Regions from separate parts of the Homo sapiens genome. Here region 2 is linked to region 1. Evidence: chromatin contacts called from ENCODE Hi-C or POLR2A ChIA-PET data. All regions are on one chromosome and are shown on one strand. The core of a region is the stretch at or near the end of the contact, and the rest is flanking DNA. Distances in the headings are between cores, read along the strand shown.

Region 1 (3,894 bases), core at 335-2,834:
CTTGGTGTTGGAGACCGGGGAGACAAGCTATGAGTGGGGGAACCTGGGAGGCTCTCACCCGATGACAGGGATCTGTTCAAGCAGGAGAAACTTCGGCTGGTGTGGAGTAAAGGAGAAGGCTGCTTGGCTAGCTTTTTGAAAAGAGATCTCCTCCTACAGAAAAACAGGAAAAAATTGTTCAGTCTTCTTTCAGAACTATTGCTGCCTCCCCAAAATACCATTGTGCTCAGCTCAATAACTCCGTGTGAGGGACAGGGATACAACAGCAGATCCTATTAAAGAGCAGAACACCACTTTCCTATTAGAAACCTTCTTATGACATGTAAAGGAAGAGTATTTAATAGTAGACAATGGAGCCTCTCTCAATTCCAAACACTTAAGAAGAGTTGGAAAAATAGGAAAAATATAAAATGCATTAAAAATACATTCATTTACTTGTTAGGTATATGAGGAGGATGCTCTTTGCTTGAAAGCTTCTGAGTACCTACCCCTAAATATGCAGACACAACTTAACTAAGAGATAATACAAAGTAAACCTCTGGAAGCAAAACCATTGTATTGGAAATCAAATTCTTTAATGGTGATAGGCTGGGCAGAGGCCAATGAAGGGCTATTTGCTGTGCTTATTCCATTGTGGGCTCTTGAATATTCCTAACAACAATGCAGGCTGTACAACGACATAGAAAAAACCGAGAAAGGTGAAGCTGAAGCGTATCGTATCAGCAGGGCAGCAGACACTGTACTGCAGCAGAAGCAAATGTGGATTTGGTACTCAATGAGCACATCTTAAGGCAAAAGCACAGCTTCTGACACCTTAGCAGGGCATCGGGCTGTGCAAAGTTCTTTTACCATATAAGCCTATATATGGTAAGATCTAACCCACTCCACATAAGCTTAAAACAAAGTTTCTGGTTGCTAGCCCTTGAAACAATTTGTTCTAAATGATTTAAAGCACAGCCAAAATATAAAGCATAATAATAAAGAAGATCTTATGTGTGTGTAATTTTAATCAGAGTAATAAATGTACTTGGGTGAAAAAGTCAAATACTTCTATAAACATACAATGAAAAACAGCAACTCCTCTACTCGAATTTTTCTCTACTCCCCAAAGAAGTCGCTTTGTATTCTTTTACCTGTTTCTTCTCCCATTTGTCTACATATTGCTAAATGTTTGTACACTGCTATTTTTTAGTTTTTCAGTTTTAGAAATTACCTGTTGATTTTCTACTATGAAAGATGATAATTAAGCTCTTATACAACCACCTTCTACCTTGCAACCAAATATATTTCCCCTTTTCTATTCTTCCCAATATAGCGAAAGCAAAATTTTTGGTTAGAAAAACGGCCGGTATTTTATCTTATATTATAAATATTGTTCACAGCTGGGCCATATGAAACATAATTCTGTTCCTTTCTTGTATAACTTTTTTTCCCCCCAGAGTTAATACATGGCTTTTCGTTTGCTTGTTTTTCTACATTTCTATCATCAAAAATCCTTTTAATATGATGTGACTCATCAGGCCCAATTGAGTAAAGAAATGCTGTGGCATTGCAAAGGAGGCACACCCAGAGAGCTGCCTGGCAAGAAACAGCCCTGCCAGAAACACATACCTCTTGCTAGTGTCTGCAAGCAGCACAAAAAGATACTGATCAGTGCTTCCCAGGCTACAAAAGTATATAAGCTAGTTCGTTTTTCAGTGAGTAAAACAAAGCCCTTTTATTTCTAGGCTTATTCGGAACCTTTAAAGGTAACAGTAATTTTAGAATATCTGGCATTTTAAAAATAGCAACTGTTTGTTTTTTGATAACGTAAAGGACATTTTAAATGTAGATTTAATGTTAAAAACCACCTGAAGATCCAGTTCCTCAATCCAACTCAACTGAAATCAAGTGAAGAGGCTTAAAAAACAGCAAAGGGCTTTTCCTGACATTCACACATGATAAAAAACAATCTGAATCCTTCCACAATGTAAATATGTAAATCCTTTTACTATGGAAGTTGATGCTATTATGAATATGGATTTTAATGTATACATATATGTGAACCATAACATAAAATTTCTCACAGAAAAATAGATCTTCTTCATATATAAGCATTTAATTAAGGGGTAACTTTTCCCCAACATAGGTATACACCAAACTTAAAAAGAATACTGATTTTACTAACCTTTCGAGACTTTCTTTCTTCTTGGATTTCTTGCTCCGCCTCACCATCCGGCTCTTATAGCTGTTTCTCCTGGCTGGTCCAGTTTTGATTGATGTGTTTTCAAATGGGGTAGTAGTGATTGACACCTTATTCCCACTCTAAAGAAAAGATGAGGTGGCATTAAAGGGAAATGCTGTGATGAAGCAAGATCAGAACAGAGATGAGAGATTCATAGACAAATACAAATAGAAAGGAACATACATATAAAAGGCCTTCTGTTTCTAAATAACCCTTCAATCAAAGAAGTCCTGCCAGAATACAAACTGGGTGGAAGGCAAAATATGAAGTTTCTTTACGAGGGTGAGTTCTGGAGTCCACAGATCTGAGTTCAAATCCAAGCACTGTGCCCTTACCAGGCTGCTACCCTCCCTACCCTCAACTTCCTGTACCAATTAACAATATAATCCTACCTATCTCCTGGGGCTCATTTGAGGATCACATGAGAGCAAGTCTGTAAAGCCTTTTGCACCCAGTGCAACACAAGGAAAGAACACTATAAATAAGATAACTACTTCTTCCACAGGTATTAAGTATTAATGTTCCCAGTGGCTGGCTGCTCTTGGTTGATTTTTCTTTTTTCTCCTTTTTGTGTTTTTCCTTTGGCCTAAAAATTGTAGAGTAACAAAACCGAATGAGACTTTTATTTTTAATTATTTTAAAAGGCTCCTTTTCTATCACCATAAAACCTATCAGTTTGCAGAGCTGGAACATTTATGCCAGCCAGTAGGAAACCTCTTTTTAACCAGGTCATACAGGGTAAGGTAATTTCTGTGAGTTTCGGTGTCCTTTCTCTCAATCCTGGGAAGGGGCTTGCTGGGCAGCCTCTAGGGATGGAACTGAGCGTGGAGTCAGCAGTCAGGCCGAGGGGGGCCCAGGGCAGGTGGGTAGTCCCTGGCATCAATTACCCTTCCTGAATTTCATAATAACCAGGGGAGAAACCTGTCCTTTCAAGGTCACAGATGGCCCCGATTACCATGAAAGTACAAGAGGTACAAGGAAAAGGATCTTTTTAAAGGCCCATGCCTGGAAGATACCTAGAGCTCAGCTCAACATGGTACCAAGTGAAGGGGAGTTGGGGGGAGTTAGGTATGGTGGCAGCAGAGGACTGAAAAGACAGGGAATGACTGTCTTAAAGATAGCATCTACCTTCCCCCTTGATTTGGGAAGTAATCCATGCTACAGTAAGAAGATAATAGGAAAGTATTAAAAAAAAATTAAGAAGCTTACCACCCAACCACTAGTCATATTTCAGTATATTTCCTGCTGGTTTTTTCTCACGCATGTGTAAATAGGCACATATGTACACATGCTTTATAACTAATTTAAATCTCAGTTTATTTACAGCTTTATGTTGCTTTTTCATTGCACATTATATAATTTGGAAAAATTTTCCCTTTATCATTAAATAATCTTTAAAAACATGATTTTTACTGGCTGAGCAATATATCCGATCAGATGGGTGAATCAAAATTATGTAATATTTCCTTACTGCTATTGTTCTCTTTTTTTGTTGTTTTTTGAGACACAGTTTCACTCTTGTTGCCCAGGCTGGAGTGCAATGGCACGATCTCGGCTCACTGCAACCTCTACCTCCCAGGTTCAAGTGATTCTCCTGCCTCAGCCTCCCAGGTAGCTGGGATTACAGGCATGTGCAACCAGGCCTGGCTAATTTTGTATTTTTAGTAAAG
Region 2 (3,706 bases), core at 923-3,422, 85 kb before region 1:
TCAGCAACAGGCAAGACCCTGTCTCCAAAGAAAAAAAAAAAAAAAAAAGACTCCCCCTCAGAATACATATGAATGAATAAGTGAACAAAGAAACAAATAAATAAATGGCATTCCTAGCCATGTTTCAGAACCATTAGAGGACATAATCAGAAACTTCAACATAAGCCCCAGGTCTTCTGCTTCTGTCAAAACACTTTTTAGTTGCTCTTACTTCTATATATATTAATCAGCCTCCAGCTGATTCAAGATTTATCATCAAAGAATCAGATTCTTTTCATTTTTATCAAATTAGGAATTAAATTTCCTTTGTGACACTTCTCTCTGAGACGTATAATGATTTCTTTTCTTTTCAGATATTGTATCACCTTCAATTCTGATAACCATAGAACACAGGGGATCTTTTATCATTTTTAAAAAATCATAAAGGATCTGAATCTTTTAAGTATAATCTTTTAAGTGACGAATTGTTTCAAATAAATCACTTAAATCCCTGATGTATTATAGGACTTGACATCAAAATTAAGTACTCAAAATATGCAAGCACAGTATTAGAAATGTCGCATGTATTAGAAATAGCCCACCTGCTCTAACATAAGCTAGGGTGGATGGCGAAGCCCACTCCCCCACCACACACACCACTGCCCCCTATACACAATCTTTCCCCCATATAACTTCCCAGGTGGATACAGAAGCGTCTCTGCAAAATTTGGCTAAAAACCGCTATCTAAATACAATTCAATTAGAAACAAGAAATAAAGAGTTCATCAGATACTTCAAAACAATATAAAGTTGTCGGTTTTATATTGCTGTAGGCTCAGATCCTGCCAACATGTTGAATGTCTAGTATATACCAGGCACTCTCCTTGGAGTCACATATTCCCATTAACATATATTCTTCCAGGCAGGGACCAGCTGATTTCTATATAATGCATTGCATTTCCAGCTGGGTCAATGCCTCTGTAGTGTGAATTATGTGGGAGCTATCACAGCTACAACTTTCATGAGCAACTTGTATTTTCTTCCCCAGGTATAGAAAAACCCAGCAGTCTTCCCAGGCTTCCTGCTTTGTGGATGATGGAATATGTTATAGTATGCTGAGATAGAATTGATAAAAATTACATAAGAAAAGTAGAATGAATATATATATGTATGTCTCTTTCCACTTTCTTTCAAAGCTATCCACAGTATTTTATCTAAATACAAACTGCAAAACAACGTAGGCCTTTTCCCTTTCATTTTATTGCATTTTTTCTCCCTGGAATAATTTCTGAGCTTAACTCCTGATTCTGTCATATAGTGTGGCTTTGTGACAACTGACAACTTATTTAACTTCCTGGAGCCTCGCCTTAAGAATGGAGTTATCAGCATCATCTGATTCAGAGAGTTGCTCTGGGGCTGAAATAAGGGAGAATCAATGTAAAATTCAGGGCGTTAATGCTTTTTTGTGTTAGATCACTTTCTACTCCTGGCCTTTCTTCAAGTGTAAGATTATCTGGACCATTATATCAACACCCTATCTTTGATGTACAAACATGTGAATTATCAGCTTTTCATCTCTCTGTCAGTAAATGGATACCCTATGCACATACAGAATGCACAAACATGAAAATGTCTACTTTAAATAACAATGGTACCAGCAGCACGGAGTCACATAATAGACAACATGTTTTAAAGTAAAGAATCCTCTTCCACGGAGTATTAATTTACCAGCTTTCTACATGCCAAGTTCCCAAAGCAGTCAAGAACATCTCAGACCTGCAGGCTTCATGTTTCCCCTAATGGGGTACTAATTGTTTTCACATAAATGCCCCCACTGTGCAAGCTCTCTATGTAGAATGAAAGTGGGTTGTGGAATGGTAAAAGTAAACCATCTTTCTGATGTCTACAATGTCATGCTTCAGAAGATTCTAGAAAAGGTCTAGCTGGAATTAAATATATTTATATTCAAAAGCTTTAGTATTTAACTTACAAGAATATCAATTGTGAGCCACCTTTCTAAAAAGTATCACCACTTCCCATAATATTTACTTCTTCCTAAAACAATTATGTTCTAAACACACACACACATACACACACACACGCACACTCTGTCTCTCTTTGATAAAAAGTATTTTCTCTGTGAAGGACTCTAATTTTGCATTTTCCTTATTTGCAACCCTGTTTAGGATTTTAAAATGAGGTGTTTTAATAGCGCCACCTGGTGGTAATGATCTACTTCAAGTACCCAACATAACTTCTCTTTCCTCACCTTTTCTCCTGTTTTGTGAGCTGTTTCTTTCATTTGTATTCATGAATCATTCCTTTGCATTAGTGTTGCTGAAGAAAGTAATGATTTTATCAAAACAAAGTAGGCTATTACAAAAAAACTAACAGAAGTGTTAATGTGAGCAGAACAGTAGAACCTGCACACTTAAGGGTATGCCACTCATCAGGGGAAAGAAATGTAACTAAAAATCAACAAAAGGCTGTGAAGAAACAAAAAGGGGAGAGGCAGTAACTCCAAAATGGGCTTTAGACAGAAAACTCACCTGATGTAGGGCATGTTGGCCAACATTTTCCTTTTATATATCTGCCACATTTTCTGCCTTGTGGCCAGTCTGAAAAAACTAAGCAGCCCAGTACAGCAGGCAAATGCTTCTCAGTCACAAACAATGGAATATTGAAGCCATTGATATTCCTCTCACAGCGGCAGGAACCATAGCAGGTGCTAAAGGAATTGGTTGTTTATGAAGAAATAATCAAATATTCCCTCCCTCCTTCCTTCCTTCCTTCCTTCCTTCCTTCCTTCCTTCCTTCCTCATTTCTGCCGCTTCTCACACAGCTACCAGCATCCCTCTCCCCAGGCATCAGAGTGCTACTTGGGGAAAATAATAATAATGTAGGATTTTTTTTCCCTAAATCACTTCAACTCCAAGGACCCATTAGCAACTTATGCCCCTTTACAGATCTCGCCAGTTGATCATCAAGAAAGGCAACTTTAGAGATGATGCAATCAGGGCAAAAAAAAAAAAAAAAGAACAAGTAACTGCAGATATCTTTTTAATTTTTTTTTTTTGTATGTACCTTTTTGAGAATTAGGTCATTAAATTCATTGAAAATTCCATTCTTCATCCAGCCTTTGAAAGTTCTCATCTTGTTCAACTTTGAAACAGATCATAAGGTGGATTCACATGGTGAAAAATGGGAGGGACAGAATGAAGACTTGACAACAATGAAGAGATAATGTCTACCTGGAGGCTAACCAATGGCACCCAGGCTGCTGAAAGAAATTCCTTCAGCAGGGGCCCAGGGAAGAAGCCTAATTTAAAGGTCAGAATCAGACACACAGACACACACGTACACACACACATGTACACACATTAATCTACACAATCACCAGAGCAATCATCTAGCCCATTTGCATCAGCATAAGGTTTCACCTAAACTCTCTGCACTGACCTTTTATGGAAGATGTTTGCTTTCTAGGGCCTGAGACCTGGGACCAGCTCCCAGAGACGAGGGTACAGGGGAAAGGACCTGAAAGTCAAGTTTTATGGAAGATGAAATGGAGAGAAAAAAAATATTTGTTTATTGGTGATTTTAGTTAACGGGAACAATAGCTTTGCATTGACAGACAATAAGTGAGGGGAAAATAGTGGTGGGGTGGCGGTGTGAGGAAGCCGACATGGATAGAGCAGCCAAAGGAAGCTCTGAATAGGCTCTGGAA

Evidence for each region. A loop is a pair of places that touch in the nucleus more often than their neighbours do. ChIA-PET counts read pairs that join two places held with the same protein, here RNA polymerase II (POLR2A). Pooled maps may share reads with other maps.
Region 2: a pooled map shows a loop between it and region 1 (2.8-fold over the local background). The contact joins two enhancer-like sites. A Hi-C loop is called at or near these places in 1 of 37 single-sample maps with no recorded cell type and 8 of 50 pooled maps. POLR2A ChIA-PET finds 5 or more read pairs at or near these places in 2 of 52 experiments (CD4-positive, alpha-beta T cell and MCF 10A).

What each region holds. Positions count from the first base shown.
Region 1 is chr5:67,158,866-67,162,759 of GRCh38, reverse strand. MAST4 (microtubule associated serine/threonine kinase family member 4) reads right to left here. Exons shown (of 29, transcript NM_001164664.2): 27 at 2,168-2,304; 28 at 1-153. Among named protein-coding and RNA genes, the nearest start is that of CD180, 36 kb to the left of the region's middle. Within about 2 kb of position 1,584, at least 9 of the 41 ENCODE cell types and tissues checked have a DNase peak (open chromatin) inside an H3K27ac peak, as active enhancers do.
Region 2 is chr5:67,244,742-67,248,447 of GRCh38, reverse strand. No RefSeq gene overlaps it. Among named protein-coding and RNA genes, the nearest start is that of TILRLS, 21 kb to the left of the region's middle. Within about 2 kb of position 2,172, at least 2 of the 41 ENCODE cell types and tissues checked have a DNase peak (open chromatin) inside an H3K27ac peak, as active enhancers do.